3 separate regions of the Homo sapiens genome follow, and regions 2 and 3 are each linked to region 1. The links are chromatin loops, found by intact Hi-C in ENCODE. Cell type or tissue: heart left ventricle. All regions are shown on one strand.

Evidence for each region. Peaks named below come from ENCODE experiments on the same cell type or tissue, not always from the same donor. Only the 100,000 strongest peaks of a DNase experiment are listed, where the experiment ranks them.
Region 2: a loop joins it to region 1, with 12 times the contacts of the local background. A loop is called at or near these places in 97 of 110 quality-filtered maps.
Region 3: it touches region 1 in a loop (4-fold over the local background); 3 of 110 quality-filtered maps call a loop at or near these places.

The regions. Positions count from the first base shown.
Region 1 is chr4:3,440,490-3,448,489 of GRCh38, forward strand. HGFAC (HGF activator) reads left to right here and starts at 1,479. Exons shown (of 14, transcript NM_001528.4): 1 at 1,479-1,629; 2 at 2,243-2,423; 3 at 2,561-2,657; 4 at 2,852-2,931; 5 at 3,550-3,672; 6 at 3,822-3,953; 7 at 4,134-4,244; 8 at 4,330-4,504; 9 at 4,776-4,861; 10 at 5,553-5,805; 11 at 7,003-7,142; 12 at 7,406-7,546; 13 at 7,639-7,787. The coding sequence starts at 1,513. RefSeq lists a silencer at 3,009-3,058. In heart left ventricle, CTCF peaks have their summits at 3,168 (motif pointing left) and 3,404; DNase peaks (open chromatin) are centred at 2,652, 3,162, 4,202, 6,982 and 3 weaker places.
Region 2 is chr4:3,341,298-3,349,297 of GRCh38, forward strand. RGS12 (regulator of G protein signaling 12) reads left to right here. Exons shown (of 18, transcript NM_001394154.1): 3 at 1,640-1,756. Among named protein-coding and RNA genes, the nearest start is that of RGS12, 52 kb to the left of the region's middle. In heart left ventricle, CTCF peaks have their summits at 4,953 and 5,164; no DNase peak of the experiment used is centred here.
Region 3 is chr4:3,142,298-3,150,297 of GRCh38, forward strand. HTT (huntingtin) reads left to right here. Exons shown (of 67, transcript NM_001388492.1): 23 at 469-589; 24 at 2,855-2,931; 25 at 4,500-4,651; 26 at 5,708-5,910. Among named protein-coding and RNA genes, the nearest start is that of HTT, 72 kb to the left of the region's middle. In heart left ventricle, a CTCF peak has its summit at 3,385 (motif pointing right); no DNase peak of the experiment used is centred here.

The DNA.
Region 1 (8,000 bases):
CCCACTTAGTGGTGCTCTAGGAAGGGGGCTGGGGGAGGGGTCGGAATGGAAGATGAAGCCCAGTGCCAGCTGTGTGTACCACCCACCACAAGCCCGCATCCATCCTGCTCCCAGCACCCACCATGCCTCCACATTCACCGTGCCCCCAGGGCCCACCATGACCTCCCCCCCAACCCCCAACCCCCCATTCACCGTGCCCCCAGCACCCACCATGCCTCCACATTCACCGTGCCCCCAGGGCCCACCATGACCTCCCCCCCAACCCCCAACCCCCCATTCACCGTGCCCCAGGGCCCACCATGACCTCCCCCCCAACCCCCAACCCCCCATTCACCGTGCCCCCAGGGCCCACCACGCCTCCATGTGCACTGTGCCCCCTGGGGCCCACGGTGTCAAGCTGGGTGGTCAGTGGGTGTCCATTCTCTCTCCCTCTGCACAGACAGGCAAATGGGGGGCAGAGAGAGGGGTTTTAGGGGATACAGGGAGGCAGCTTCAGCCCTCGCTGGTCTCCAGGCCACAGTGGTTCACTCACCCCTCCTCCCACCTCGGCAGCCCTGGGATGTCGCTGCTGACTCAGGAGGAACCCGAGGTGCCGTAGCGGCTGCTCCAATATTGCAGAAGAGGTTCCTCAGGCAGCTCTGCCCACAGCCCCAAGTCACGAATTCCGTGACTCCAGCTCCATCCCAGGCCCCAGGGTACCTGGCCCAGGGTTGTGCTGCCGCAGACTTGGCCTGTACCATCCAGGCGGCGGTGGGGAGCTGGGGTTGGAAAGGCTTCTTGGAGTGGACTCCTGGGTCTGTCTGGGAGACGGGGAGGAAGGGACACTCTGAACATCACCAGGGGCTGCTGGGGGGCCCTGGCCACCCCCAGAGTCAGAACAGGCAGGTGGGGCAGGATCTCAGGTCATCCTATGCTACACTCAGCCATTGCGTGGCCCCTCTCCTCCCTGTGCCTGGCCTTTTGGCCAGCCCTGGGGCCACCGAGAGGATGCAGCACCGAACCCTCCAGGAGCCCCCAGTGCTGCCGTCTGTGGGACAGGGACAATCCCATCCCCACTGCTACTGTCTGTGCTGTGCTGGGCACAGAGCTGGACACCTCCAAGGCCCAGCGCCCGTAGTGGCTCTCATCATGGACAATTCACAGGCAGATGGTGGCCAGCTCTGTGGCCTGCAGGGACTGGGAGCGGCGCCAGACCATCTAGGCCCCAACCTATCTGCATTATCCTGGAAGACTTCCTGGAGGAGGCTTCTAAGCTGAGGCCCAAGGACCATGTCAGGTCTAGGACTAGGACCAGTGCAGGCCGAGGCCAGAGAGACAGCTGGGCTTCCAGGTAGGGTCAAAGTGAGGTGGGCAGCAGGTGTGGGGGCCAGGGGACTCGGGGACTTCCTCTCCGGCTGGGCCCGCCTGACGTGGGAGGCAGCCAGGGTTAATCATTTCCACGAAGCCTTGACCCCACCTGCCTTGGCCGCTCTGCTCCCGCCTCCCACTGCCCCTCAGGCCAGCTCAGGAGCCATGGGGCGCTGGGCCTGGGTCCCCAGCCCCTGGCCCCCACCGGGGCTGGGCCCCTTCCTCCTCCTCCTCCTGCTGCTGCTGCTGCTGCCACGGGGGTTCCAGCCCCAGCCTGGCGGGGTGAGCACTGACCTTGTCGCAGTGCGACCAGAGGTTCCCAGTGGCTACTTGGGGTCCTTGGGAGGAGGCCAGAGGGAGGGTCGCCACAGAGCGTGGGGATTTGAGGGGGCGGGGGTCCGAGCAGGGGGCTTACGTTGAAAGCTGGCCCTCACAGGGCAGGTGGGTGCTGGACTGGCCTTGGAGGCTGGGGCCTGGGCTCACGGAGCCCCACCTGGGGGCTGTCATCCCTGTGCGGCCTGGCCTGGGCCCCTATGGGTCTGGGGGCTGCCCCCTCTCTCTGGACCTCTGTTGGGTCTGGATGCGTGAGGTTGGGGGAACCTCCCAGGGCCTCCTAGCTGCTCCCATCACCAAAAACTGACGTCAGGGTTTAAGCTTGGTGGGTAGCAGTGCCTGGGCCTGGGCAGTGACCCTGAGCAGGTGTTAACTAGGGGCCGAGGGCGGGGAAGGTGTCAGGGCCTGGCTGAGGCCTCAGGAATGTCGTGTGTCCTCCTGGAACCTGCTCCGAGATCTGGGGGCCCCAGTATGGAAACAGGCTCAGGGCTGTGACCTCCTGCCCGGCAGGACCTGAGTGTGAGGGTCTGTCCCACACTGACACCCTTTCTGCTCCTCCTAGAACCGTACGGAGTCCCCAGAACCTAATGCCACAGCGACCCCTGCGATCCCCACTATCCTGGTGACCTCTGTGACCTCTGAGACCCCAGCAACAAGTGCTCCAGAGGCAGAGGGACCCCAAAGTGGGGGGCTCCCGCCCCCGCCCAGGGCAGTTCCCTCGAGCAGTAGCCCCCAGGCCCAAGGTGGGTCAGGTGGGCCTGGGAGGAGGTGTCGTGCTTCACCTTAGGGCTGGGTGGGAGGAGCATGGCTGCGGCTGGAGGTCCTGAGGGGCTCGGGTGCCCCTCGAGGGAGCCCTGACCCTGCCACCCCCTCCCCACAGCACTCACCGAGGACGGGAGGCCCTGCAGGTTCCCCTTCCGCTACGGGGGCCGCATGCTGCATGCCTGCACTTCGGAGGGCAGTGCACACAGGAAGTGGTGGGTCCGGGCAGCCGGGGCACCCGAGCTGGGGTCACCTGCCCCACGCTGCCTGCTTTTCTGGGAGCCGGGCACACAGTAGGCGCTCACCACGCAGCAGGCGGACCCAGTGAACCCAGAGACCCTCCAGGGTGGTGGGGTGGGGTGGGGGGCCTCTGCCTGGGACCCCCATGCACGCAGGTGTCGCCCCCCAGGTGTGCCACAACTCACAACTACGACCGGGACAGGGCCTGGGGCTACTGTGTGGAGGCCACCCCGCCTCCAGGGGGCCCAGGTGGGTGCTGGGTTGGGTAGCCTGGGGCGGGCAGGGGGCACTGGGCCAGGCCAGAAGGGCCAAGGGGAGGATGGGGCGGACCCGGGCAGGGGTCCTGGCTGGAGGGGAGCAGAAGAGGAGCTCTGGGATTAACCCCGGTGGGTGCCACTTAGGGCCAGAGCCTCTCCCAGGTGGGACCTGCGTCTCATGGTGGCTGCGCGGCCATCGCTGGGGCCAAGGCGCCGCCTGGTGGTGAGGCCGGGCCCTGCAGCCACACAGGCGTGCCCCAGGCAGGGGACAGGTGGGCAGGGTCTGTGGGGTGCGGTGCCAGCCGCCCTGCTCACATGGGTCCTGGGACACATGGGAGGGGTCTGCTGCCTGACAGTGTGGGTGTCAGGCTTCCAGGAAGCCACGTGCACAGCTGGGCCAGTGGCCCAGGTGTTGAGTGGGGGACGCTGGGAGGAAGGGGAGGTCTGTGCCCCTCCCAGGGACCTTGCACCCCGAGGGGCGTAGAGAGGGCCCCTTTGCTCTCAGAGCCCCTCACTGGGGCCTGATGGACGCCTTAGCAAGCAGAGAATGTCACAGAGGGACCCTGAGCCTCCCAGTCCGCCCCTCACACCCCCTCCCGCATGTCCCCAGCTGCCCTGGATCCCTGTGCCTCCGGCCCCTGCCTCAATGGAGGCTCCTGCTCCAATACCCAGGACCCCCAGTCCTATCACTGCAGCTGCCCCCGGGCCTTCACCGGCAAGGACTGCGGCACAGGTGAGCTGGGCCTCGGAGGTCCGCAGGGGTCCAGGGGCCGGAGCAAGTCCCCGGAGGATGGGAGAACAGGTGGCTCCCGAGTGCAGGGCAGGGGCCCTGCACGGGGACAGCAGGTGGCAGGGTGTGAGGGCTTACTGTGCACCCCTCAGAGAAATGCTTTGATGAGACCCGCTACGAGTACCTGGAGGGGGGCGACCGCTGGGCCCGCGTGCGCCAGGGCCACGTGGAACAGTGCGAGTGCTTCGGGGGCCGGACCTGGTGCGAAGGCACCCGACATACAGGTGCGCCACGGGGTGTGAGCCGTGCCACTGACCCCTGACGGGTGTCCCTGTCCACACCCGAGTGGGAGGAATGGCCTGAGGTCACCCAGAAACAAGGGACAAGGGGTGGACCCCGGCCCCGACTCCGCTGTCGTGGGGCACTGCGCGGCCCCTGGCCCAGCTCCTCGGCCCTGCCCCCAGCTTGTCTGAGCAGCCCTTGCCTGAACGGGGGCACCTGCCACCTGATCGTGGCCACCGGGACCACCGTGTGTGCCTGCCCACCAGGCTTCGCTGGACGGCTCTGCAACATCGGTGAGTGGGTCAGCCCCCCGGGGTGCCCTGGGGCAGTGCCGGGTGGACCCACCGTGGGCCGGCCTCACTGCCCCTCTGCCCGCAGAGCCTGATGAGCGCTGCTTCTTGGGGAACGGCACTGGGTACCGTGGCGTGGCCAGCACCTCAGCCTCGGGCCTCAGCTGCCTGGCCTGGAACTCCGATCTGCTCTACCAGGAGCTGCACGTGGACTCCGTGGGCGCCGCGGCCCTGCTGGGCCTGGGCCCCCATGCCTACTGCCGGTCAGCACCACGCCGCTCCAGGCCGCCGCATGCGGGGCAGGCAGGATTTGTCCTGGGGAGAGGCCCCCCGGCTCCCTAGGACCCAGGCGGGGCCAGCTCCGTCCAGACAGGCCCCGGAACCTCTGCCTGGGAGGCTGCCCGAGGGAGGGCCACTCTCTTCCCACTGCTCCAGGTGCGGGGAACCGCCCTGCTGGGGGTTCCGATGCCCCCTCCCCATGCCCTCTTCGAGGGGCAGTGTGACTCCCTGCCAGCCCCCACTTATGCACCGCAGGAATCCGGACAATGACGAGAGGCCCTGGTGCTACGTGGTGAAGGACAGCGCGCTCTCCTGGGAGTACTGCCGCCTGGAGGCCTGCGGTGCGCGGCTGGCGGGGGGTGCTGCCTTGGGCCCCACCGAGGTCACAGCAGTTTTCCCCGTGATCCTCCTAGCCCCTCCGCACACCTGGCTACTGCATCTCTGACAAATGGGGAAACTGGAGCTCACGGGATCAGGCTGGTCCAAGGTCACGCAGTGGGTCGGTACTGGGGTCACAGTGGGGAAGCAGCCCGCTGCAGGGGGCTGGTCACCAGGCGACGGCCTCGGGGTGGCACCTGCCCAGCCTGGACCATGCCCAGGATGGCCGCAGAAGCCTTTCAGGGAGGTGCAGGGAGGGCAGCGTGCAGGCCCCCCAGAGGCCACCTGCTTCCTGCCCTGGGGAGAGGCCCCCCGGCTCCCTAGGACCCCGGCGGGGCCAGCCCGGGGCTCTCATGTGGGGGTCTCTGACTGTGCTGGGGCTGGCTGTGGGGTTCCGGGCTGCTGAGGGGGCCACAAAGGCCTCCGTGTGTCCAGCCCCTCTGGCCCTCACAGAGCCTCGGGATCGGGCATCAAACCCCATTCTACAGATTTGGAAACTGAGGGCAGAGGTGAGTGGGCGCCAGGGCCTGAGCAGCGTGGACAGGGGGTCCGGCCATGGCCCTCTGCAGCGCCTCCTGCCGGGTAGGGCCTGTGTGTGGAAGGGGGCTGGCCCTGTGAACCCCAGGGGTGTGACCCGGTGACCTTTGCTCCCAGAATCCCTCACCAGAGTCCAACTGTCACCGGATCTCCTGGCGACCCTGCCTGAGCCAGCCTCCCCGGGGCGCCAGGCCTGCGGCAGGAGGCACAAGAAGAGGACGTTCCTGCGGCCACGTATCATCGGCGGCTCCTCCTCGCTGCCCGGCTCGCACCCCTGGCTGGCCGCCATCTACATCGGGGACAGCTTCTGCGCCGGGAGCCTGGTCCACACCTGCTGGGTGGTGTCGGCCGCCCACTGCTTCTCCCACAGGTGCACCTCCTCTGGGCCCCAGTCACCTGCCCTGAGGCCCCACACACCATCCAGCGTCACTATGCGCCTGTCCCCACCCGCTTGCGGACCCCATCCCGGTGCCTCTGCTGACCCCTTCCCGGGGTCCCCGGTAACCCTCTCTGACCCCTCTGGGTCTTGGGGCTCAGTCCTGAGCTGGGCATGCATGGACACTCCAGAAACCCTGTCCCTATTGAGGGAGGCCAGGGGTCAGTGGCATTTCCACAGAGGACCCAGCGCCTGCGGAGAGTGCAGTGGGCCAGGTCCTGTCCTCCCCGCAGGCCCCGCCCCTCCCAGAGTCCTGGCTCTCAGTAGGGAGCCAGGGAGCGCAGTGACAATGCGTCAGAGCCCTAGGAGCCCAAGCACAGCCAGGGAAACTGAGGCCCAGCCCACTCAGCCGGCTCCCCTCAGTGGGGGCGCACAGCCACCCAGGCCCACACTCTGGGAGGCGGGCCTCGAGTGGGGAGACCCTGAGACGGAGCAGCCTGGGCCAGACGCCCTTCCACCTTCGATGGGCACCCCAGTGATTAGGGGCAGGGGTCCGGCCAGCCGAGGGTCTGGCGGCCTTTCGAGGACCACAGCTCCCAGGGTGGGGTCCTGCGTGGCCCTGCAGAACCTGCAGCCGGCGGCTCCTGGGCCTGCAAATGGGGCCAGAGCCTTCCTCAGTGTGGAGAAATGGGGTTCCCCACATGGAGCCCAGGGCAGGAGGCCGAGGCAGGGTGGAGCGACCTCCACACAGCAGATGGGAGCCAGGCTCAGGGGCCCAGGCTCTGTGCCCAGCAGGAGTGAGGGCTGCATCTGGGGACCCCACAATGTGGATGGAAGCTGGGGCAGGGCCTGAGCAGGCCAGGTCTCCACCCACTCGGGTCGGCCTTGCAGCCGATCCTGCCTGGGCTTGGCCTGAGACTCCCCCCAGGGCTTGTGACCAGTGTTGTCAGGAGGGATGGCACCGCACTTCAGCTCCCATGCCTGGATCTGGGGGTGACTGGCAATAGCCCCTGCTTGGTGGTCCCTGTCTCCCCAGTATCAACAGCCCACACCCAGGCACCTGCTCAGACCCCTCCCCGGGACCAGGGTCCCACACCATTGGCCTCCGTGGGCCTGACAGGGGGTGGGGAGAGGTGAGCCCGGTGGCTGGGGGAGGGCTGGTCCATGCAGCCTCCAGCCCCCCTTGCACAGCCCCCCCAGGGACAGCGTCTCCGTGGTGCTGGGCCAGCACTTCTTCAACCGCACGACGGACGTGACGCAGACCTTCGGCATCGAGAAGTACATCCCGTACACCCTGTACTCGGTGTTCAACCCCAGCGACCACGACCTCGGTGAGCTCCGGCGTGTCGTGGCTGCACTCTGGGCAGGTGGGCCCTGTGCTCCCCAGGCCAGGCCCAGACAGGGGCAGGAGCTGGGCAGACATGTGGTGCGGGGGAAGCTGGGGGCAGGGCAGGGAGGACAGGGCACCGCTCCCTTCTGGATCTCCCAGGCTGCCCTGTGGACCCCACTGGCTACCCTCCCTCCACCACGGGCCCCGACAGCCTCCCGTTCAGCCCGCACACCACAGGCTGACCCTGGCCACTCTTCTGATCAGTCCTGATCCGGCTGAAGAAGAAAGGGGACCGCTGTGCCACACGCTCGCAGTTCGTGCAGCCCATCTGCCTGCCCGAGCCCGGCAGCACCTTCCCCGCAGGACACAAGTGCCAGATTGCGGGCTGGGGCCACTTGGATGAGAGTGAGTTGGGAGGGGGGCGCCCAGCGCCCCGCCAGGGTGGACAGTGGCCAGCCACAGTGTGGGTGTCACGCTGAGGGCATTGTGTCCCACAGACGTGAGCGGCTACTCCAGCTCCCTGCGGGAGGCCCTGGTCCCCCTGGTCGCCGACCACAAGTGCAGCAGCCCTGAGGTCTACGGCGCCGACATCAGCCCCAACATGCTCTGTGCCGGCTACTTCGACTGCAAGTCCGACGCCTGCCAGGTGAGCTGGTGCCCGCCCCACCAGGACCCGACTGGTGGGGGCTCAGCTGGTCCTGAGTCTCCGAGATGCTTGCCCCTGGGGAGCCCAGAGCCTGGCGGCACCCCAACCTGGCAGGGCCAGCCAGGGACCCCTGGGCAGGGAGCACACTTACTGTCGGTGGCCAGCACCCCAGGGCCACCCAGAGCCCTGCCGGAAGGGCATCCTCCTCACACA
Region 2 (8,000 bases), 99 kb before region 1:
GATGGGGTATGGGGGGAGGGAGGGTGGAGAGATGGGGGTATGGGGGAGGAGGGGACAAGGGTGGAGAGATGGGGGTACGGGGGGAGGGAGGGTGGAGAGATGGTGTGGGCGGAGGGGAGGGTGGAGAGATGGGGGTATGTGGGGAGGGGACAAGGGTGTAGAGATGGGGGTGCGGGGGGAGGGAGGGTGGAGAGATGGGGGTATGGCGGGGAGGGGACAAGGGTGGAGAGATGGGGGTGTGGGGGGAGGGAGGGTGGAGAGATGGGGGTGTGGGCGGAGGGGAGGGTGGAGAGATGAGGGTGTGGGGAGGGGACAAGGGTGGAGAGATGGTGTGGGGGGAGGGAGGGTGGAGAGATGGGGGTGTGGGGGGAGGGGAGATGGGGGTGTGGGGAGGGAGGGTGGAGAGATGGGGGTGTGGGCGGAGGGGAGGGTGGAGAGATGAGGGTGTGGGGAGGGGACAAGGGTGGAGAGATGGTGTGGGGGGAGGGAGGGTGGAGAGATGGGGGTGTGGACAGAAGGGAGGGTGGAGGATGGAGGTGTGGGCGGAGGGTAGGGGCTGCAGAGGCCCCGGGGTGTGGGGTGGTGTGGGGCTGGGCCGTGACAATGGGTGGGGTAGGAAGGACTTTTCAGTTGAGGAGGAGCAGCGCAGTGCAGGGAGACCCAGGCGGGAATGGGTCTGAGGACATGATGGGGTGTGTCAGCGTGGTGGTCAAGGAGAGGGGAGAGGCGGGAGGGTGGCCTGCTCCATCTGCTTCCAGAAAGGTGCAGGCATGCTGTAGGTTTCCCTAGGGACTCTCAAGGAATTGTGGCAAGGTTTTCTACAAGACTCTTATGCAGGTGGAGAGACAAAAGTAGCTGCAGAGCCTCAAAATCTTGACATAAACAGGTTCCCTTCCTTCAAGCCTGAAATTGGTCACTTAGGATTCCAAGTCCTCAGGAAAGCAGAGCTCCCAACTGTGATGCTTTTTGTTTTTAAGAGGTGGCGACTGATTTGCTGGAGCCAGCTTCTCATCTGGGGAAGTGTCTAGCATAATGATGGGCACAACATAGATGTTTGTCGAATTGAATTAATTCTGGTCATTTCCTGGAGGAGGAGAGACAGGATGTTTTAATAGCCAGTTATTTCCTGCGCCGGAGTTGGTTGGGTCTTCAGACACCAGCTGAATGCTTAGGGATTCTTTCATTTCCTAAAGTGCTTACAAAATTATGAAAAAGCACGACTTTGCTGAAAACCTGCCTTCATCTTTACTAATCATCATACTAGTCATCTTTACTCTCAGTGTACTGTGTCCACTTTCCAAGCACCCTTGCACGTGATTTCATTTGATCTGGGTAACAGCCTTGTGGGTGGGCTGCCGTCATCCTGTTCTGTGTTTACAGAGGTGGAGGCTTTGTCAGAGGCACACAGTTGGCAGAGCAAATACTTGACGATCCTGGGATGACTGTTTTTTTTTCAATTTTGCATGTTTTTCTTGTATAAAATATACCTAAGATTTACCCTGGGATGACTTTTAAATCTCTCTTTTTAAAAAGTCTTTGTTCCACAGTATTCCTTGATTTTCTGCTATGCCATGCATTGGACAAGACTAAACATCTCTTTGCAAAAGAATAACCTGATGCCTTTTTTCTTCGTGTTTAGGGCTCAAAATTTGGGCGGGGAACTGGACTCACTCAGCCTTCTCAACGCACGTCTGCTCGGAGATCATTTGGGAGATCCAAGAGATTCAGTATCACTCGCTCCCTTGATGATCTTGAGGTAATTTAATTTTCATTTTTCTTCTTTTCTCCTTCAAGTTTTAAAAAATGCAAGTCCACCTTGCAGATACGTCTGGCTGTTTTTTGAGTCCCTGTGGTCCCCTCCCCTCCTCCTCTGTAGTGGTAACCCCTGTTTTCTGGGGGACAGCGTCCCATGCACATTTGGGAACCTTTCTACCCTGCAATGTGTCTGAGCTGTCACAGGGCTTTCTGGGGTGCTCTTCTGTGTGCCAGACTCCAGTGAACACTTCTAGAAATGAGCTGGTTTAATCCCCACAAATACTCTACGAGGTAGGGCCTGTCATTGCCCCCTTAAAGACGGGGCGTGATCCACAGACATGGGTAAGTGTCATTTTGTGTGGCTCGTCTATCTGTGTTTCTTTTGTAAAGAACAATGAAAAGATTTTATTTTTTATAGCAGTTTTAGGTTTACAGAAAGTACAGAGAGTTCCCTTATGCCCCCACCCACTTGTTAAAAATGCGCCGTCGGGATCATTACGTCCTGCATTGGTGTGGGTGTTTGTTACAGTTGACAGGCCAGTGTAGACATATGATTATTAGCTTAGGTCCGCAGCTCACACGAGGGTTCCTGCCCGTGCTGTCCTCTCTGTGGGTTTGGACAAATGTCCGTGCCGTGCACCCACCGCTGTGTATCACCGAGAAAGCCGCCGCCCTGGAAATCCTCTATGCCCCACCTGTTTACCCTGCACCCTCCCGTTGAACTCTGACAACCACTGATCCTTTGACTGTCTCATTTGGCATGTTTTAAAATTTTATACAGGTGCAGCTGTATTCTATGTCTTCTTATTAATGTCTTATTCTAGAACATGTGTCATGTTTTCAAGATTTACTCCTGGACTTTCAGTCCAGTCCTTTTACTTGTTGTATGGCATTCTGCTATGAGTATATGACGATGATTGATGCCTTCCGCTATCGATAGACACTCAGTGGGAGTGGGAGAGAGTCTGCCCTTACGGCATTCTTGTACATGTCTCCTTCAGCGCGTGTGGGACGGGCGAGAGTGTTCTTAGCTGGGAAGGATCTGCATGAGCGGTGTGGCCAGACTCCGTCCACAGTGACTGCTCCAGCTCCTGCTCTTCCAGGAGAAAAGGTGGCTTCAGGGATGGCAGGGGTCCTGGGGATTGGCACGTTGTGGCTGCAAATAGGAATCTGCCCTTGGATGGCCTGTTTAGCTTTGGTCTCTCCGGGGAACTCGAGGGCAGGTCAGGGCTAGCGTGCTGTATCTGGGCGGGCAGCAATCAGAATCGGCTGCAATGGGGTGCTCATGCTGCTGATGAAGACTCAAAAGGGGTGTGTGCTACCTAAGGCAGGGCCTAGCTTGAGGCTGAGGACCCCGGGACCATTTTTGGCTCATACTGCCATGCTGAGCTGACCATCTGTGCACAAGTCCTGTTCATTTTCCTCCTTTTCTGTTGGTCATGAGGAACTCACTGTGTGGCCCTAGGTTTGGGCTGACAGAGCTGTGCTGGTGCCCTGGTGAATGATATGTGGGTCTGGGCCACGTGCTCTGCACAACCTGCCCCTTCCCTGCTGGGTGTAAACTTCTATCTCATGGTGGATTGCTGCTGGGTGTGCCCCATGCCAGGGTCAGTGCCATGCTCCTGATAGACAGCTCCAGCGTCTAATCACTGGGTGTCCCCAGTGGATGCTCCATCTCCACCAGGGCCCTGCTGCTTTCCACATGGCTTGTGGTCCCTGCTGTCTTTGCCCCACACCTTAAACTTCCTGGCTGTAAATCTCTTACTGGGGCCAAGGAGGATGGCCCAGGTGGCAGGGCTGCCTGTCCTTTTCTGTGTGGGCCCTGCTCGCTGCTGGCTGCCTTCCATGACTCCTTGGAGAGGGATCTGAGCAGCCTTCCCAAGTGAGGGGTGGTTTGCCTCTTGAGCCCATCGTCCTGAATAACACGGAGGAAGGCTCTCTGTAAGAAAACGATATTTATTAATATTTGGGAATAGGCATTGCAATGAGAATATGCATGCTGTAGTAAACTATGAATATTCAGGGAGGTCAAGAAAGACAGCAGTTTTTCAAGGAAAAATGAGGAGGATCACAGGATTGTTTTGAGATAATTATCTTACAAGGATGGGACCAGTCCAAGGTTGGACAGGCAGTTGCGGGACAGATGTCCTCAGAGGAATATTTTTGTATGTGAGGCTGAGATGGCCTGTGTGCAAGGTTGTGGTTTTGCAGTCTTTTGTGATGGATTTGTTATCAGGTCTATGAGCATGAGAACCCTCCCTTCCTGGCCTTCTCTGGCTCTGTAACACTTTGTTAGGGTTTTTAATACAAGTGACTCCATTTTCTTTCTGACAACTTTCACATTTCCCCCTTTTAATTGAGATCTTTCTCCAAAAGCATAGCTGACCAGTCATCCTGCAGTCAGGCTTTGATTGCCCCTTGGTGCTGGGATGGAGCTGTCCCAGTTTGGTGTGGTCTGGTTCCACATCATCAGGAAGTGACTGGTGACCAGGAGTCAGTGTCAGAGCTCATTTAGCCACATTTGAGCAACCAGGGAGGTGTGGAGGGAGTGGCCCTCAGGCGCAGTCTACCTGAGTCCACTGTTAAGTACGGTTTTGTCTGTTCCATGGGTGTTGGCATCATCTCAACGCGCTGGGCCAGCACGATTCTGTTAGGAGTTGTACTTCTGCAGAGACTTAAGCAACAGATAAAAAATTTATAAAGGGAAAATGCAGAGTGAAATTAATAATAATATGACAATCCTAGTTTGCATAATGTTTTGAGTCATGAACATAGGCTTAAAGACAACCAGTTGAATAAATCAAATGACCATAGGGAATTGGGTGAGACTTTTTATAATATATGGCCTGTTTCCTTTTTTGGTGTGTGTGTACTTTTTCCTTTTTGTGGAGAATGGGGTTTCTCATGTTGCCCGGGCAGATCTTGAATTCCTGGGCTCAATCTGTCTTCCCGCCTCTGCTGAGATTACAGGCATGAGCCACCATGCCCCGACCTGTTTTCTTATTTTGGGTATATGGTCCTTAATTTTCCCAGAAGAATTTATCCAGGTATAGCAGGTAGTATCAGCAATAGCACAGACATTTCCTTCTTTACGCAATGGATAATTTAGAGCAATTTTATCATCTAGTGTCCCATGACTGAGTTGGATTAAAGCAGAGTGAGCACCAGTTGTATTAGGGATGTTCCCAAAGTCACCCACTAGGGGGACTCAAGGATCTCTTAGGGTTCTATCTAGTTCCCAGCAGAAGCTACTGATTGTGAAATTTCGATTACACCATTATTCTGCCGAGTCAAAAAGGTAGGCATTAAGAGGGGTAAATGTGTCTTTATAATATGGACTCTTATTCCAGTGCCTTGGAGAAGCTGCCCACAGCATGAAGCTGTCGGCTTCTAGTCCTGTCTTGTGGTCTAAGTGTCTCTGGTTGTGGCATCAGTGGTTTGGTGAACTCTTGGTGTGGCCCACGCATCAGGAATGGGATTTTGTCCCTTAACATTTAGTTTCAGCTTATAGGGCTTCAGGAATAGAGTAGTTCTCTGCTTTTAGTGATTCTATGGGAGAAAGTTGGATGGGAGGAAGCTGGAAGAATTGAGGAGCTTGGAAACAGTGCACAGGGCTCCAGTCTAATAACAGGAGTATTGCAGCTTTTCTTCAGAAACATGGCTGCTTCTCTCTACATTGATCACACAAGAAAAAAATCACTCCGATTTTAACAACCTCCTGAGGCTGGGAAGCCAAACCAAGGCAGACTATAGATTTTGCCTACAGTCTTAAGGTTTCTGGGCCTGATACGAAGTGACAGTTTTTACTTACCCGCTGTAAGTCTAGGAACCCTTGAAGCAGGGTATTCTATGCACGTTCTCAAATTTGAGATTCCAGACAAGGCATTGGGAACAGAACCACTGGTCTCAGTTGTATCCTGCTACAAAGAGGGAACAGATTTTTTTTTTTTTGTAAATAACCACATTGCCATAAGAATACATGTGAACAGTTTCCAAATTTTGGAGGGATCGAGTAGGGAGAAAAAGCAAATGTTTTTACTTTTGTTTTCACAGAAGTATACTTTACCAGATTGCTGTAAGTTATAAACAGTTTAAGAAAGATAACGTTCTGGCCAGGCACGGTGGCTCACGCCTATAATCCCAGCACTTTGGGAGGCTGAGGTGGGCGGATCACAAGGTCAGGAGATCGAGACCATCCTGGCTAACGTGGTGAGACCCCGTCTCTACTAAAAATACAAAAAATTAGCCGGGCGTGGTGGTGGGCGCCTGTATTCTCAGCTACTCGGGAGGGTGAGGCCGGAGAATGGCGTGATCCTGGGAGGCGGAGTTTGCAGTGAGCCCAGATCCCGCCACTGCACTCCAGCCTAGGCAACAGAGTGAGACTCTGTCTCAAAAAAAGAAAGAAAGAAAACATCCTTAGATCTGGAAAACAAAACATTTAAGTAAAGAACCAACAATGTTTCAAATAAAAGTCATAAAAACATCTCATCAGTTATTTAATCTCATGTAATTAATTTTTGTTCTGCTTGATCTTGATAAGTAGTTTCACAAATTCATCTGTTTCCTTATTAGAGTTCTGAAGAATTTTCAGTTAGTCTGTCGATCTTAAAGTTATTAGAAACCTGTATTTAAGAGTGCTTCTTAGAGTCTTTTCCATGAATCTGATTGCAAATGCTTTTAGAGAAAAATCAAAACAATAACAATGGATAAGGAAAACAGAATAGCTATGGTTTAAAATCTGGTGGAAGTTCATTATAATTAGCAATTGACAAGGAAATCTGGCTATTTCTGTAGCATACAACATAATAACTAGAGTTATGGCATATTAGGTTTCTGAGAGTTTTATACAATTTTGGAACATTCCTATAAAAACACACCCATAAATGTAACTGAAAGAAGGTCTAGCATCACGTATCATTTTACAGTGTTTTTTATACAATTTACCAGATAAGCCTAATCATTTACCAGACGTACCAGATAAGTCTTTGTAAGATGAGAGATACGTCCTTTGAGGCTCTCCAGAAGCTTGACTGGAAAATACTAAAGCTAATTATGGGTCAAAAAGATTTAATTTAGAATTTATATCTTGGGGAAGCCCATCAAAGATGCCAAAAGATTTAAAACGCCTGATCAAAACAGGAGCACAGGTCACTATTAGATAATAGTCATTCATTTAACCAGAATGAGAAAGACTTCAGAAGCAACACAGGGAGTTCCATGAATGTAAACAAACAACCCACTCAAAGCTCAGTTTTCCTACAAAATAAAAAACTTAATAAAGACAACACAGGAAATTATCTTGATAAAACATAAAATCTTTGTTTCGTAGGCCAGTTACCAAAAAGGTAAAGAAAAACCTCCTGTGGTGTGATTGCTTCTCCTCATGGGAAGCCCGTTTGGTTTGCCTGGAAGTAGAAGCTGATGAAAAGTACTTGAATTTAATGAGACATAGGAAGAGGGTGTCCAGTATTACGAGTGCGCACCGTATTATAGAGGAATGTCAATGTGACAGTTAGTGGCTTGAGCAGGGCAGTACAGGGCTCTAAGTCACAGTATGGGAAGTTTTCTGGTTCCATGGAACAATTCAGACACATCCAGAAAAGCCGAATGTACAGAATCGAGTTATACAGGCGGAAAACAGTGCATCAGACCATAGTAACACAGTTAAAACTGGAGAAAAAAGTTCCAGGAGCTGACAAAAAAGTTGAAGGAAAGAGTCCTTGCCCTAGCCAAGCAAGCAGCTGCAGCTTCTCAAGGGGAGAGAGTGGAAGGCAGTGATATGCGGCCAGCAGGTCACACGCAGCAAGGCCAAGCCCAAGCCGAGGCTGTCAGATTCACCTGGAGAGGAAGACCCTGCCTGGAGAAATGAAATTGCCATTCTAAATGAAGACAGCATTTCTAACCTCATACGAGGGAAATTAGATGGAGACTAAAATAGAAAAAAGCTGCAGTTCAGAAGCTTGTTTTATAAACATACTTCAGAATTAAAAATCAAAACGTCCTGCAGTTTTACTAATAGCCGATCAATACTTCAGGAAAACCCTGTTGTTCTAACATAAGCGACCACGTTTTTTGCTTTGTATTAGTGTATTTTTAATATTAAAGTTTGGTCTTTAGAAGGACTTACACATAATTTTCTTCTAATTATAACCAACTTAATCATATAAAATTTATTTCGTAAATTTATCTTTCACAGACTTTTATGACCAATATAGGCCTTCGATGACATCCTTAAGCCTTTCTGC
Region 3 (8,000 bases), 300 kb before region 1:
TATTATAATTCATTTATAATTTATTTTATTTTTTGCCTTTTTTCCATGTGTTCTAAAGGAATTAGAGTTTGTATATAACTATAATGGGGGATAGAAATTGACATGTGCCATGAAGGGAATGCAAAAAAGTGCCGTGGGAGATGAGAAGTGGAGAAAGGAATTTCTTTTTTCTTGGAAGCAGGAATAACTTCATGAAGCATGTATTTCAACTTAAACAGATAGTAGGCAACGCTGTAAGGGGAGTATGGCTGCAGCAAAAGTGTTCGGGGCAGACTGGGAGGAAGGGAGGGAATAAATTCAGCCATTGTTATGGAATAATGATCAAAATTTATTTTCAGCCCGTTTCACTTAAAAGTTGAGACTGCTTAACTTTTTTTAATCTTTAATCTTAAACTTTTAAATGCCATTTGATCTTTAAAAATATATGTTTTAATAGTGTATTTTAAGTCTCTATATTTTTGTTATTAGAATATATAGAGGCTATAACCTACTACCAAGCATAACAGACGTCACTATGGAAAATAACCTTTCAAGAGTTATTGCAGCAGTTTCTCATGAACTAATCACATCAACCACCAGAGCACTCACAGTAAGTCTCTTTCTTGATCGGTCTTACTGACATTGTAATAGTTTTTGGTAGCTTGTATGGCCAGTTAGTTGTATGGTCATCTTACGGTGAGGTGCTTGTCTTACAGCTCTTACTTATCCATGAGGCTTGCTAAGAAATTGTGCTTCTGTGAAAAGAATCTCAGCTTACTCCAGGAATGTAAATGACTATGTTTTTTCTGATTATTAAAGTAATACACGCCCAAAATAAAAAAATTCAGCCAATTTAGGAAGACACAACAATTAAAATAAGCCAGGCATGGTGGCTCATGCCTGTAATCCCAGCACTTTGGGAGGCCAAGGTTGGGGGCTCACTTGAGGTCAGGAGTCGGATACCAGCCTGGCCAACGTGGTGAAACCCCATCTCTACTAAAAATACAAAAATTAGCTGGGCGTGGTGGCGGGCGCCTGTAATCCCAGCTACTCAGGAGGCTGAGGCAGGAGAATCGCTTGAACCTGGGAGGTAGAGGTTGCAGTGAGCTGAGGTCAAGCCACTGCACTCCAGCCTGTGCAATAGAGCGAGACTCTGTCTCAAAAAAAAAAAAAAAAAAAGAAAAGAAAAAAGTAAACTACTGTCACCTGCATTGGTAATGTATCAGAAGTTTAAAATGTCTAGATTATAATTAACTCAGTGACCTGGTAATATATACTAAGGGAAAAATATTTATAATTTACATTTTTACATTTTTATTTTTTTAATTTTATTATTTTTTTTTTGAGACAGAGTTTTGCTCTTGTTGCCCAGGCTGGAGTGCAATGGCATGATCTCAGCTCACCACAACCTCCACCTCCCGGGTTCAAGCAATTCTCCTGCCTCAGCCTCCTGAGTAGCTGGGATTACAGGCATGCACCACCATGCCCGGCTAATTTTGTATTTTTAGTAGAGACAGGGTTTCTCCATGTTGGTCAGGCTGGTCTCAAACTCCCAACCTCAGGTGATCCGCCCTCCTCGACCCCCCAAAGTGCTGGGATTACAGGTGTGAGCCACCATGCCTGGCCTTACATTTTTATAATAAGAATTTATGTTGCTGACATTAGAAAAGAACCATAATATCCAAGAATCCAAGAATAATTAAATTATGTACATATGCTAGTATATAGTGTGATGCTTTGGAGAATTTTTAACAATATGGAGATGTATAATCTGGATTGTAATATTGAGTGAAAAAAGGCAGAATACAAACCTGGTGGGGGTATAGTCGGATTTCAGTTAAGAAAAATAATATTTACATATATACATTTCTCACACTGGCAGATAATCACCAAGATAAATTTTGGGATTGTGGATGATTTTTTTCTTCTTTATATTTTTCAGATATTCTCAAATTTTCTAAAATGAGCAAGTATAACTTTTGTTATCAGAAAAAAATAATATACAAAAGTAATGTTAATTTGCTGGTGACCAGGTTAAACCTTTTTATTTTTATTTTTTGAGATGGAATCTCACTCTGTTGCCCAGGCTAGAGCACAGTGGCATGATCTTGGCTCACTGCAGCCTCCGCTTCCTGGGTTCAAATGATTCTCTGGCCCCAGCCTCCTGAGTGGCTGGAATTACAGGCGTGTGGCACCACACCTGGCTAATTTTTGTATTTTTAGTAGAGGTAGGGTTTCACCAGGTTGGTCAGGCTGGTCTCGAACTCCTGACCTCGTGATCCACCCACCTCGGCCTCCCAAAGTGCTGGGATTACAGGCGTGAGCTACTGCGCCCAGCCAGACCTTTTTATTTTATTTGACAAAAGAAATACTTCCATGTTATAGAAGACTAAATATTGTTTGGGCTGTCTGCAGTATGGTCTTCCCTTGATTTGTTCAAAATATCGTAAACTTTGCTTATTTATTTTTATTGTGGCCGACTGTGTCGGGCACTGTTGTAGGCTTGGGATGGAAAAACAGGATTCCTGCCCTTAGGGTTTCTGCAGGCTGGTCAGGGAGACGATGTGGTAAGCTGGAGCTCAGCTCCTAAGGATGTGCAGGGGCAGTTGAGAGGCGGAAGGGTGGGAGATCATTCCAGGGTGTGGGCAGCACAGGAACCTCTCTTCATTGGGATATAATTGCCATTCTGATAACACGTGTTTGAGGTGTCTAAAGTAGGAAGTTGTACCATGGTGGGACAGATATCCTGTGGTTATCATACACAGATCTCAGTTTTCTTCTCATTGTTTGTACTTTTTATAAAGGGTAACAGGAGATATAATTCAATAAACCTTTGTGGTGTTTGGGTGTGATTTTATTGTTTCTTTCTTCTCAGTTTGGATGCTGTGAAGCTTTGTGTCTTCTTTCCACTGCCTTCCCAGTTTGCATTTGGAGTTTAGGTTGGCACTGTGGGTATGTATTTTCCTCAGTATATATTAATAGTTGTCTACAACAGTATGACATAAACATAGTTATTAGGATGCCCTTTTTCTTTCTTTTTAAGTCTTTTATCAATTTGGCTTTTTGGAAAAATATCTGATGGAATACTTGTTTCTGCTATATTAGCTGTGTGAGACTAGTGACAGGAGCTGTGGGAAATGAATGCCAAATGTTCTTAGGCATTGATGGGAATTTCAGGGTGTGGTCTTCAAGTTCATTTAAGGGAATTTTCATATGCTGGCAAAAGGCTTTTCTCATTAGCTTGACTCTTTCCAAAATTATTTGCTGTGAATTAGAAGTTTAGGAACCTTTTTTCACTTAATTGTGACCTAGCATACGAAATGGTGATGATTTAGGAACTACTGTTCTTGTATTAACAGCTTTTATTTAAAAATGATTTTCCTCCAGTAGATGGCCCTACTAGCATCTGGGAAATAATTTCAAGTCTTCTCCAGCATTCAGGAATAGGCTTTCATTTTGTGTATCAATTACTGAGAATGATTTTGGTGACTCACATCACATTTGAGAAGTAAACCTGCAGATTTCTTGTGTGTGTCAGCAAATGACCAACTGATATTTGCTTGAAGTGGATTACATTATCTGCTCTAGAATGATTGCTTTCCCACCTTCCTCACATACAGACTGAGCAGCTACGGTTTCTAATCATAGGTCTGGCACTAGACTTCACTTCTGGGCAACTTTGGCATTGGAGTAAAATGTATTAATTTAAAGAAAGTTAAAAATCCGTTCAAGTAAACATACAGTTCTAATACTTTTTACAATTTAAAATATAGATTTAAATGATAAAATAAAAAAGAAAATATGGGTAGACACCATAATCCTCGTTTCTGCATCTGTTCACAAGGGGTTGATATTTATGAGTTCTATTCTCCATATCCATTCTATGTTCTCTTAATGCTCAGTCAGCACCTCAGGTGGTTGGAGTTCAATGCTTGGTAGTTTGACTTACACTGTCTTTTCTAGGGGATTGAGCCCTGGGTAGTCCTGCTTATTTGAGGTTGCAATTTGTCTTTCAATAACTTTTACTACAAGATATGGCGTGTTAAAGGATACCATTGGGGAACCAACATAATAATATCAGGAAAACTAACCACGTCAGACCTGCCCCATTGTGTATCAAGTACACTATTTTTCCATAGTAATAAAGAGTTCACCCCAGCCAATTCTCTTTTATTTTGTGCCTGTTTACTCAATGGCATTAACATGCCCAAATGTCTGGGTAGCTGTCTCATCTCCAGTTCAGCAGAACCATTGTCATATGCCCTAGTAAAAGCATTCCTTCATTGGACACTTAGGCCCCAATACTTTCATTCAGATCTACTACCTGATTTCATTTCTCAAATGATTTTTATGGAGCTCTGATTTATAGGAAAGATGTTAGTTGATTAAAAATAAAACAATTTCTGAGCTGGTATAAAATGTATTGTGACATGCCTTCCTCTTGGAATTGCAAGAGAAAGGAAGACTGTTGTTTGCTTAAAAATTGTCTATAATTTGACTTTGCAAATGTCTGCTTCCAGAGTGCCTCCACTGAGTGCCTCAGATGAGTCTAGGAAGAGCTGTACCGTTGGGATGGCCACAATGATTCTGACCCTGCTCTCGTCAGCTTGGTTCCCATTGGATCTCTCAGCCCATCAAGATGCTTTGATTTTGGCCGGAAACTTGCTTGCAGGTACTGGTACTGAGTTGAAACAGGGACTCCAGGACTTGGATTTTGATTTCCTTAGGGGGAATGGGGGTGGTGAGCATATGAGGGGAAAATACTATAAGGTCATTGCCAGTGATGGCTTGTCCCTTTAGTCAAATTTCAGATGTTACCTATATGCATAAACACATGCAGTTGGCAGCTGTTCTGTGCTGAGTATTTTAAAGTAGCCTCTTCCCAATATAGCCCCTCAGTTAACTACAAGTAAACTCATTTTGAATTTCATTTTAATGGGCACCATATGCCAGTACTCCCTCGGGCACTGGGATGTTAAGAAAGTATAATGTATGGACTTCATTCTCAAGTTAGTTTTAGATTAGAGGGGGATACACGTAAACAAAAGTGCAGTGGTCACACAGAGTGGCCCTAATCACTCTCCTTGGGCAGATTTATGGGCTGGTAGGAAAGAGCACAACACGGAGAGGGTGTAGCACCTTGGCGATGATAATGGAGGATGTGGCCAGCAAGGAAGACGGAGTCCATTGAAATTGATTTTGGGAGAAGTTGCCAATCTCCATGAAAGAATTGGGGCCTGTGCTATTTGCTTCAGGGGGCTATAGGAGAGTTTCGTGAAAGGGACTAAAAGATGAGTATTTTAATAAGATCATTCATCCAACTTGAACATGGGCTGGAGGAGAAGGTAGGGAGACTCAGGAGATTAATGTTGATGCTAAGGCAAGATAATGGCTTTGGGACTGTAGGGAAGACACTGATTGTAAGAGAATGAAGGAGGCAGAATTGCCAGGCCTGGTTCACCAACTGAACTTCGGTTGTGAAGACAAAGAAACCTGGGATGACTTCACATCCTGGGCAGGTGTGTGGTGGTGACAGTCATGGAAATTGGGAACACAGATTTGTGCGGGAAACATCAGTTTCAGTTTGAGTTTGGCTTATCAGTTGAATATCAGGCACAGATGTCTGGCCAACTCTCAACATAGGGTCTTAAATGACTTCAGTTCCCCAAGCAATTTGTCCTTCCCATGCTATTGGGGTGGAGAGGTAATGTCTGTGCCCATATCACAGCCAGTGCTCCCAAATCTCTGAGAAGTTCATGGGCCTCTGAAGAAGAAGCCAACCCAGCAGCCACCAAGCAAGAGGAGGTCTGGCCAGCCCTGGGGGACCGGGCCCTGGTGCCCATGGTGGAGCAGCTCTTCTCTCACCTGCTGAAGGTGATTAACATTTGTGCCCACGTCCTGGATGACGTGGCTCCTGGACCCGCAATAAAGGTAATGTCCCACTTGGGTGCTGGATTCATACAGCCTTAATGACTATGGGTTTCCAGACTACCTTTGTTTAGTAATCTGTCCCTTCTTTATTCTCTTTTTGCTTTAAATGAACAAAATTGCTCAGATTGTGACACTAAATTTAACATCAAAATGTGACCATGTGGATGGGTGCAGTGGCTCGTGCCTGTTATTCCAGCACTTTGGGAGACTGAGGCAAGTGGATCACTTGAGGCCAAGAGTTCGAGACCAGCCTGGGCAACATCACGAAACCCCCTCTCTACTAAAAATACAAAAAATTAGATGGGTTGGGCCGGGCGTGGTGGCTCAAGCCTGTAATCCCAGCACTTTGGGAGGCCGAGGTGGGCGGATCACGAGGTCAAGAGATCAAGACCATCCTGGCTAACACAGTGAAACCCCGTCTCTACTAAAAATACAAAAAAATTATCTGAGCATGGTGGCGGGCGCCTGTAGTCCCAGCTGCTCGGGAGGCTGAGGCAGGAGAATGGCGTGAATCCGGGAGGCGGAGCTTGCAGTGAGCCGAGATCGTGCCACTGCACTCCAGCCTGGGTGACAGAGCGAGACTCCGTCTCAAAAAAAAAATTAGATGGGCATGGTGGTGCGTGCCTGTAATCCCAGCTACTTGGGAGGCTGAGGCAAGAGAGTTGCTTGAACCTGGGAGGCGGAGTTTGCAGTAAGCCTTGATTGTGCCGCTGCACTCCAGCCTGGGTGACAGAGTCAGACTCTTTCCAAAAGAAGAAAAAAATGTGACCATGTGTTTTATAGCTCTTTTAGTATCATCAGTCACTGTTATCCCTAAGAGGGAAATACCTAGCTTTAGTTTTAGGTTTCCAGCATTAGCCAAGAAAGCTCAGAATTGATGTTCCTGGCCAAGTACCTCATTGCTGTCTCCTTAAATCTTGGTTAATGGCTACTGTCCTGGCTAGCATAGTTATGGAGCATTTCCATGGTTGTAGAATGTTCTGCCAATCTCAGGGACAGTTTTGCTTTTCTGTGAAGCAATAAAATCAACTTCAAAACAAATGTTAACTATTTGTACAATGGATTTAAGATAGACCAGTTCACATACTTTTTTTTTTTTTTTTTTTTGAGATGGAGTTTCATTCTTGTTGCCTGGGCTGGAGTGCAATGGTGTGATCTCAGCTCACTGCAACTTCTGCCTCCTGGGTTCAAACGATTCTTCTGCCTCAGCCTCTCGAGGCAGATTACAGCTGGGATTACAGGCATGCACCACCACACCCAGCTAATTTTTTTGTAGTTTTAGTAGAGACGGGGTTTCACCATGTTGGTCAGGTTGGTCTCAAACTCCTGACCTGAAGTGATCTATCCGCTTCGGCCTCCCAAAGTGTTGGGATTACGGGCATGAGCCACCACGCCCAGCCTAAGATAGACCAGTTCACTTACTGTTTATATCTGATTACTCTCTCTTTGCCTTGTCTTCTACCTTTAAAAATCTCCCTACTAACTTCCCATTCTCCTTTAGCTGCCATCAGTCTTCTCCCTTCTCTGCAAACATCTCTGGAGAGTCCCAGCCTCAGCCCACAGAGCTTCCCACTGCTCTGAGGTGGACCTTGTTTGCAAGGCTTCTTTGGCTCTCTTGGCCTGGACCCTGTCTACTACTTCAGCCATCCTTCCTTAACCCCTGCTGGTGGTTTCTGTTGCCACACTCCATAGCAGCGTTTCCCGCCCAGATCATGTCTTTACATCTCTGGGCACTGCTCTGGTCCTGCCTGCCTTTCCCTCTTTGTATCCTGCAGGCTGCTACCCCCATCTTGAGTGTCCTCTTCAGTTGGCTTTCAGAGGGCCTCCTGGGTGTTCCCTTACCCACTTGCCACTCCCCAGTCACTGGGTTCAGTCCTTCCTGCCCACCAGCACATGCTTTCTAGGCTCTGTCCTAGGCCGTCTTCTCTCTTTGTAGTCTCTGGGCCAGTGCTGTTCTAGAGAGTGGCAGAATTTTCTATAACCATGGCAGTGCTCCATAGCTATGCCAGGCAAGACAGTAGCCACTAAACACATATAGCTGTTGAGCCCTTGAAATGCAGCTAGTGTGACTGAAGAACTGAACCCCGATT